Regions from separate parts of the Homo sapiens genome. Here region 2 is linked to region 1. A link is a contact called in ENCODE Hi-C data. All regions are on one chromosome and are shown on one strand. The core of a region is the stretch at or near the end of the contact, and the rest is flanking DNA. Distances in the headings are between cores, read along the strand shown.

The links. Hi-C counts contacts between places; a loop is a spot of excess contacts on that map. Pooled maps may share reads with other maps.
Region 2: a pooled map shows a loop between it and region 1 (5-fold over the local background). The contact joins the enhancer-like site here to the promoter of CBLB in region 1. A Hi-C loop is called at or near these places in 3 of 50 pooled maps.

Annotation. Positions count from the first base shown.
Region 1 is chr3:105,866,398-105,871,028 of GRCh38, forward strand. It overlaps CBLB (Cbl proto-oncogene B), which reads right to left and starts at 2,615. Exons shown (of 19, transcript NM_170662.5): 1 at 2,339-2,615; 2 at 1,013-1,194. The coding sequence starts at 1,180. RefSeq lists enhancers at 487-536, 567-616, 737-826 and a silencer at 2,584-2,813.
Region 2 is chr3:107,115,964-107,120,594 of GRCh38, forward strand. All of the region lies in intron 2 of LINC00882 (long intergenic non-protein coding RNA 882), which reads right to left. Among named protein-coding and RNA genes, the nearest start is that of LINC00882, 120 kb to the right of the region's middle. Within about 2 kb of position 2,393, at least 6 of the 41 ENCODE cell types and tissues checked have a DNase peak (open chromatin) inside an H3K27ac peak, as active enhancers do.

The DNA of each region.
Region 1 (4,631 bases), core at 1,365-3,864:
AGAAATTTGTTTTTAAAACCTCCATTTCTTCAGTTATAAAGATACTGAGTCTTGCCTCAACTAAACTTATAATTGGCCCCAGATATCTATGAAATAAAGTCATAATGTGTTCCAAACATTTACTAATAAATCCAGGACAGTGCTACTGCTTCAAAAAAAAGAATTATTAATTTTTGCAAAGCAGCAAGCTACATCTTAAATTTATTTTATAATCATACTTAGTAAGGTAGGATACTGACAGCTACAGTTTCTGAGTAAATCTCTGTAAGGTATTCAGATTGACTTCTCTGGATACTGACACCCATCATGATTTCTTCTTGTGAAATTATAGTTTGTCTGAAAGCAACATGCAGAAACCACAGAGGTTTCTGATACTCTCAGCCTCACCACCCCCAACATAAATTTTCCTTTCACAATAAACAATGTGCCATCGAAAGGTTTCCTGTTTCAAAATGGAATAGTAGATGAAAGAAACTGTTAACTCTCCCATTAACAACAAAAAAAGTTTCTTAATGAAGATGAATTCTCAAAGATGAAAATGGAAACTCCCTCAACTACTGCTTCTTCACTTAAGAACTAATCTGTTTCTTTCCCCAGTAAATATTTTCAGTATCATACCAGATGATTGTCATGAGTGGTCAAAGACTTAAATAACCTGCTGGTACTCTTTTGTTATCTAAGAGCAACACAACCTCACAGAAGACAGAACAAACACTTCCAAGCATTCTATGGCCATACACCAACAAAAAGCAGCCAATGGTAAAACTTTACATACTGAGTCATGTAGAGGAACTCTGAACCTTAAAGAGTAGAAAGGATGAAAGGTTAAAAAACAAAAAAGTCTTTGAATCCAACTTTTCAAAAAACACAGAGTTGAAGAAAAATGATGAATTGAAATCAAAAGATTGTTGCCATAACAATGGTTGGTATTAATTAACAGTATAAATAAATCTGGAGAAACCACAGACAAAGTGAATAGTGTTTCGCACAGGCAACGTCAGACAGAACTTACCACTTTGTCCATGAGCTTCCAAGTCTTCTCCACGGTCCTGCGATCTGCGGCAGCTTGCTTAGGGGGTCCAACTGCATCCTGAATAGCATCAATAATACCCAAAATTCGACCTTTTCGGGGATTTCCTCCTCGACCACCAGGGTTTCTGCCATTCATTGAGTTTGCCATCTGGAATTTTAGTTCTTTAAAAGGCAGATTTAAAAAAAGAAAAGTTAGTTGGTTTTGAAAATATTTACCCACCAGAAAACTAGAGACTAACTTGTACCACTGCATCTTCCTCCATCGATTAGAGCAAAACCAAAAGTTCCGGATTCATCTTTATCAATAAGCTTGTGAATTTACACTCTCAATCTTTACACACAGTAGTTTTAAGAGCAGTGATCCTAGATTTGCTTTTACAATACTAAGAGTTAAAGATGCATCCTGCTCACGTTTCAAGTAGCTAAGGCTGAACTAATACTCAACTCATAAAAAAAAAAAAAAGAACAAACAAAACTTAAACAGGTTTCCCCCACCTAGATAAAAACAGAATGTTCTTCCCCTCCTGCCTTAATTCCAATTCAAAATACCAGAACAACTGAAGGTCCTATCATACATTTTGGGAGCCTTACGCAGAAACTTCACTTTCACTCTGTTAGATTTCTCCAAGTTACATAAACATAAAGATTATCCTACACAAACGTAAGGGACAGCTCTGTTGTCAACAAAAGCGCAGGGCATGTCCCACACTAAAACCACCAAGTACGGACACACGAACACCTTTCTTTAAATCAACGCGGTGAGTCGTTATTCCCAAGAACCAAATGAAATTAACACACAAATAGCCCATTTGAAAAGAGAAAAGAGAAAAATGACAAGAGCGGCCACGGAAAGGAGGAGTTCACTTCTCTGGCTCCTCGCCTCTGCCCTCAACCCAAAGCTTTGTTTCAGGACGCCTGTGTCCCTTCCCTGCTCAGGCCCCTTCCCGGCCCCTCGGGTCTGAGCTGCAGGAGGAAGGTGGACTGGGAGGGGACAAAGTGTCCCTCCCGTGCCCGCAGCACCGTCCGTCTAGGGCGCGGGAGGGACACTGTGGGCTCGGCGCCTGGGTGGACGCGCCTCCCGGCCGCCTGCTGCAGTCCTCACCGCCGTCTGCCTGGACGCCCTCTCCCTCCTCCCCGGCCTGCGGGTTCTGGTCTTTAAATGCCCCACTTCAAACTGGACGGCGGCGGCAAAGGCAGCTGAGAGCCAGGGCTGTCCCCTCTTCCTCCTTGGCCCGCGCCTGGCTACCCCGGGCCCCCGGGCCGGCAAGAAGTGTGGAGCCTCCCCGGCGACCCCTTCCCTTCTTGCCTTTCGGCGCCGTAGCTGTCCAGAGACACGCGTGTGCGCGGGTCCCACTCCACACGCACGCAGCCCAGTGTGTGTGGGGAGCCCCGGCTGGGAGTGGGATCGCTGAGAACAGCTCGCTCCCGAAGAAGGAGCAACCCAGCGCGCAGGCCTCCGAGACGTGGAAACGCAACAATTACCGTCAAGACAAATCCACACCCGCTCTCCCCTCCCGCCCGACTCGGGGAGGCCGCGGGACGCCGCAGCAGCACTAGCAGGAGGAGGAGACCGCTCGCTGGACACCCCACCCCTGTGGCACACACAGGACCCAGGCTCGGGGCGGGGCGGGGCGGGGGCGGGGCCGGGCGCCGCTGAGCCAATGCCGCGCAACCGCGCACTGCCCGACAGCGGGTGCAGCCAATGGACGGGAGGCGCCCGTCCTCCTCGCGCTGCCGCCCCGTCCACGTCCTCCACAGTACACAATGGCCCCAGAGGAAGGCCCGCTCGCAGCACGTCAGAAAGGAATTGGACTCGGAGAGAAATGAGGGGCCTGGACTCTCCCGGGAACGAAAGTGGAAACGGGAAAGGAAATGGACGAAGGGATGCAAGGCACGAAGGAGCTAACCAATAAGGGGTGGCAGGTGGGCGTGAGCGTCGGGACCGGGAGCCAAAGCCATCTGGGGCTGAAAGGCGGGACTTCCTGCTTCGCTTACCTTCCTAGTCTTTTGTTTCATAGCAACAGAGTAGTGGCTGGAAGGGTGTTGCTTCTCCGCTCTGGGCGGGTCCAACGCTGGAGAAATTCATCTCCCTAGGGCTGCCAAACCCTTCTACCCAGGACAGCAGCCAAACAGGTCTATGACGTTGCTTCTTGTTGGCTATCAAAAAGAGCAACAGCCACTGAGCTTCTAAAATGCAGAATAAATCTCACAGAGAGTAGGCTGGGGTGACATCTGAATGCCAACTGAAACTTCCCAAGTTTCCGAGTTTCTCTTTTGCTGTTAGTTTTAGAGGGATTGCAGACCAAACATCAGGCTGATGAAAAAGCAAATAGTTGACAACGCTGGCCAAACAGTCTCTGCTAATCATGCCAAAGCAATAAAAGTACCAGATAATGGGAATTGCTGATAAATACCTTGCACCTTTTTACTTAGTGCAAGTTTCTGCCTAAATGACTGAGGAGGAGACAGCTACTGTGTTTTGTCGGAGTCACCTTTACATAGATTTCTATCCATTTAAAAACAACCTTACTGTAGCTGCCATTCTCTACCAGCATTGTTACCTCTTTCTGTGGCTCCCTTCTTTGTGCTCTTAAAAAGGCCGACATCTGGCTAGTCTTTAAAGGAGAAAGCTACTGTGCTGGGACTTGTCTTTCAGCAATATCATAGGTTAAACAAATGCCTTCCATTTATTTCAGTTTACTTCAATCCCACCACTCATGCTACCAACAATTGCTCTGGACTTCATACTTTGGAACTTTCTTTCCACTACAGTTGATAGCGTTTATTACACTTTTCAGCTTGGACATCTCAGATGTTCTGATATTTTACATTGGGTTTTTTGTTTTTGATTTTGTTTTTTCAAATCTTGCTCTAACCACGTAACCTGATAAAATGTTTCTCAATGGTTCTAACCACTTTCTAGCAACTAAGAATTTTAATACTGTAATTATTACTATGAAGGATCCTGAGTTTTCCTTTACAGCCTTGAATTTACATGGTTAAGATTTTAATTTGACGAAAACAGAAAAAAAATGTGCCTTTGCAACCAGTCAGGTGATAAAGTGTGATTCAGGAAGTAATTTTGTTTCCTTGTCATTATTTCTGTGCCAGTAATTAAAGAGTAGTTCCTTGTTTTCACATTGCATTTATCTACAAAAGTGCTGGCCTCTCCATATCTCCTCCACCCATCCATATCTCTTTTACTCATAGTCGTAGTAGCTACATTTACTAAGGGGAGACTGTAAAAGAAAAAAACTGTGTTACCTTTAAAATAAATTTTAAAAGAATTAATGTGTAGAAGCATGTAGCAAAACAGTGGCTTAAGGGAACATTATAACTAAGTATATTACTTATATTCATATCTGGATAAATGTAAAATACCCAAAATACATGTTATAGCATGTGCCATTCCTTTTATATGGTGTTTTGCAACTGAAAGAGATGAGTTAATGAGAAAATGGCATTGCCTATGGTATCAAGCATATCATGTTGATATAAATTACAAGTTTTGAGGTGTATGGTTTGACGTATTTTGAAATATATGTATGTGAGATACGGTAGCATCCCTTACCACTTATTTGCCATCTCACTTTCCTTGG
Region 2 (4,631 bases), core at 1,143-3,642, 1.2 Mb after region 1:
TGATTGAGTCACTCACAGGTATTCATTCCTTCAACAAATATTTATTAAAGGATTATCATGTCAGACACCAGGCTAGAGGATTTTCCCACATCACTTAATTGAAATTCAACAAGTATTCTGTTATAATGAGGATTCAATGAGTTAATATTTGTACAGTGTTTAAAACAGTGTGTGGCACATAGTAAGTGCTATATGAATGTTTGTTAAATAAATTATGTTGAAGAGTCGGTTGTAATATGATCTTTGTACAAGATTTTGATTGTTCTATTTCTTGTCTCTTAAAAGTTTCTTTCTTTTTTTTTTTTTTTTTTTTTTGGAGACGAAGTCTCGTTCTGTTGCCCAGGTTGGAGTGCAGTGGCACAATCTCAGCTCACTGCAAGCTCCGCCTCCCAGGTTCACTCAATTCTCCTGCCTCGGCCTCCTGAGTAGCTGGTACCACAGGCGCCCGCCACCACGCCCGGTTAATTTGCGTGTGTGTGTGTGTGTGTGTGTGTTTAGTAGAGATGGGGTATCCCTGTGTTAGCCAGCATGGTCTTGCTCTCCTGACCTCGTGATCCGCCCGCCTTGGCCCCCCAAAGTGCTCGGATTACAGGCGCGAGCCACCGCGCCCTGCCAAAGGTTTCTATAGGCATAAAAGAACAGCAGGGTCCTAAGATACCAGCCAGGAAGCCAGGCACAGGAAACAACTAAGTCAATATATGCCCATATAAAAATCACCTGATGGTAAATTTCTCTGGAAAAATTCTATAGGACTGACATAATAGTTTTTATATCACTTTTAAAATTTTTTTTATTTTTTTTGAGACAGAGTCTAGTAATCTCACCCAGGCTGGAATGCAGTAGTATGATCTTGGCTCACTGCAACCTCCACCTCCTGGGTTCAAGCAGTTCTGGTGCCTCAGCCTCCCAAGTAGCTGGGATTACAGACGCACACAACCGCGCCCGGCTAATTTTTTGTATTTTAGTAGAGACTGGGTTTCACCATTTTGCCCAGGCTGGTCTTGAACTCCTGAGCTCAGACAATCCACCCACCTCGGCCTCCCAAAGTGCTAGAATTCCAGGCATGAGCCACCCTGCCTGACCTAAAATATTTATTTAGCATGTACTTATGAAGTAGTATACACCAGGTTCTATTCTAACTGCTTTACATATAATAACTCATCTAATTCTCAGGCTAACTCTATGATACTAGCATTACTCCACTTTATGGATGAGGAAACTGAGGCACACAGAAGCTCACTAACTTGCCAAAGTCATATAGATAATAAGTGGTAGGGCCTACATTCCTACCCAAGTACCCAAGTAGTCTGGCTCCGGAGCTCAAGTTCGTAAACACTAAGTGAACATGTCGGCATATGAAGGGGTCAGCATTTATAAGAACCCTCACAGCCTCTGTCTCCCTGAGTCAGCATTGTTCTGTGTGCATCAACTGACTTGTCGTGTAACCCCATGATCACAGATTTTACTTTATGAAAAGAGATGGTCAAAGGACACTTTTGAAATATTCCTAAACCATACAAAAAGTCTAAAAGGAAAACTGAGGTGACAGATTATAGTTCAGGACTTAAATCAGTTTCAAATTTGACATGATCATAATTAATCACTTTTGTGTTCACACGTATTTTGCAAGAAGACTTAGAATCCATCATGTACTGACAAAGAATGAAGTAAGCGTACCTAGACCCTCCTCAATTGAATAGAGGACATTCCAACTCCTTTGCCCTGGCCCCTGCCCACTGCCCTAAATTAATTCACTATAAATAAGGACATCTAAGCAAACTACAGATCACAAGGAGTAGTAACTACCAACAAACATGAAACACTACTTTTCCATACTAGATAAATTGCAACAATTGTGGTAGAATAGCTTTGAAAGTTGTATTGAATTTAGAAATCTGGCTTTAGGAAGTACAGCAGAGGAAGCCAACTTTTCTGAAATAGCCAATAATGCAGAAACACTTTAAATGGTATTGAATGCTCCCCAGTTTCCTGAGGACCAAATAGATATTTCAGCAATTTATCAAGAACAATTAATCCTAGAAAATTGCCAATAATTCCTCTGTCTCAGAAAGAACGACCCATCTGCATTCTCGCCTTCCAAGAGCATGGCAGAGTTTGTTTCTCAGTTCTTCCCACAATTCAACTCTGATAAGTGAAATAAGGAAGGAGCTAAAAAGCGTGAAGAAATTTTTCTAAAATGTTTACAACCACAGAACCTGCCAACTGCTGCTTCCCCATTAGCTGAGTATGTTTTGGGCCACTGAAGCTCGGGTGTCAGCTCCTGGCTTGACGACGATTCCGTAAACAAAGAGACTTCAATATGTTTTATGCCCAAAATGCTCAAAACAGACACAGAGGCTCACAGGCCTGATGCCTGAGCCTCCCGCAAATGCTCAGCCAAACCACTCTATCAATCACGATTATTTGGTGCCCCCCTCTGGCCTTACTGCAGCAATTTCATTTAGCTTTCCTAAGAAACTGAAAAGAATTCTGAACGAAAGTCCAGGGTGCAATCACAAAAATCTGCCTGCAAGAGAAACCTAGTTTTGTCTGCACTTATAATAATTACTCCAATTCTCAATGGCAGAGGAAAATTTGGCAGGGCTGACTGCATGTTAAAAGCATGGTGATAAGAATGTTATATCACCATAACGTTCTTAAGGTGATATAATTTTGCTTTATGTATTTTTAAACATCCCCCAAGGAGATAGAGAGCTCTATCAGTTCCTCACAGTTAAGATAACTAGGCTACCTGGGCTCTGCTCAGAAGAATAAGTCAATTTACTCTGGAGAAATAATTCTGTGAAACTCAGACAGAGTTAGAACATCATGCAGTTGAAAACTGTATCAAAAACTCAGGCTAAACAATATTACTTATTAAGGTCATATAATACATATACGAGTTATTCACTAGCTCTTACCCAAGTTCCCTGGGTAAGCAAACTACAGAGACAAGAGTTTGTGTCCAGTTCCAGAGAGCTTCCAGGCTCCCAAAATGAATTTTGTCTCCAAATCCAAGGCCTCCTTCACTGTGCGCTTCCCCCTCACTGGCTCCCCCGACCCCCTACCCCCAACCCCCACCGGGACTGAGGTGACCATGCTCCTTCTGTTGGGTCAACATTGTCTGATCTGTTTTGGGGACAGCACATACAAGACTTTCCAGCCATGTTATGAAAGGGCTAGGCAAGGGGACGAGGCACCTCACACCCACATTACTGAGAGCGAGTGGAGTAGTACAAGTGGCAGAGATAGGCCCTATGGGGTTTCCAGAGCAGCTCTGAGGGTGCTAGATCCTAACAGGGCAAGATGACAAGGGGAAGTCAAGCTGTGAAGGCAAGAGGGAGAGGAGCCAAGGAGGTTCCTGTGGGTCAGAGGAAAGTGACTGTGGAGGAAGTCTTTGTCCAGGGCTTTGGGTGTTGGCGTCAGCTCCTCACGCAGCAGGTATAAGACAGACGGAAGGCACATAGGAACATTCGTAACTCTTCTAACTCTTCTAACATCCCTAACTCTTCCTTTCTTGCCCCTTTCTTCAGAGTTTGGAAACTCAGAGACCTCCAGGATTGGAACATGCAACTGATTCTTATTTGAAAGTGGTGAAAAACAAAACTGAAAAAGTCGGTGAGGAAAAAAGATCAACTAAAATTCAGCTTTGGGATAAGGACGAATTTAGCACCTTTTCTGGAAATCTCTGAAGCAATTACATTTGTACCCAGTAAATATTCTCATTTGGAAAAAAAAAACTGCTCAAGAAAGAGAGTAATAAAAATAACCACAATGAGGGCTCTCATTAATACTGGATCTTATGGAAACCAATTGTTCAGTCCCTCAACAAAAGACCAGATGGGCAGGAAGCTAAATATACACCATGCACTAAACATTATGAGTATCATAGTTTACAAGTCAAAGGGGGCTCTATTGAAGATAGTTCTATTTTCCCTCTATATTATCTGCTAGACAATACCTGATAACATTATCCAAGTAAATGACAACTTGATAAATAGTAATTTCCAATGGTGAACAGAGGTGACATTTCCTCATTACAAAAATATTTTCTTTGGCAGATGAGATTAACTGAATAAGAAATCCACTGACACTGAAATCACAGAGCCAAATTCCCTATCACAGCACTTATCACATTGCGTTAGGGTTGTTTGTTAAATATCTTTACTTACTTTCCTATACGCTATAATATTTGCTTTTTTCTCCCCAGTGCTTTACAAGGGGCTTGACATACAACAGGCACTCAAATAATGTTTTTTTTTTAAATTTCAATTGAATGTCCCTTTTAAGGGCATTTGCTCACTGATTTAATAAGGGAACAGTAGCCTGAAAGTACAGGTTCTGATCTTTCACAGGTAGGTAAATTTTTTAAATGAATGAGGGTCTGATCTGAAAAATACTGAGGAATTTTACATCAAATGTTTTAGCGCTGTTTCATAAGAAGATAGGAATTCTGGCTCAAGTGGGTGGTTATCAGTTTCTAATCAGTGATCCCATTTTAGCACCCTCAAAGAGGAACAAAATAAATTACCTTCTATTTGTGAAATGAAAAAGTAAAAATGTAAAGCAATTTAAACTGAGAATACCTATATAAAGGAAAAAAATTGTGAGGCTCAATCTTAGGTTTTAAA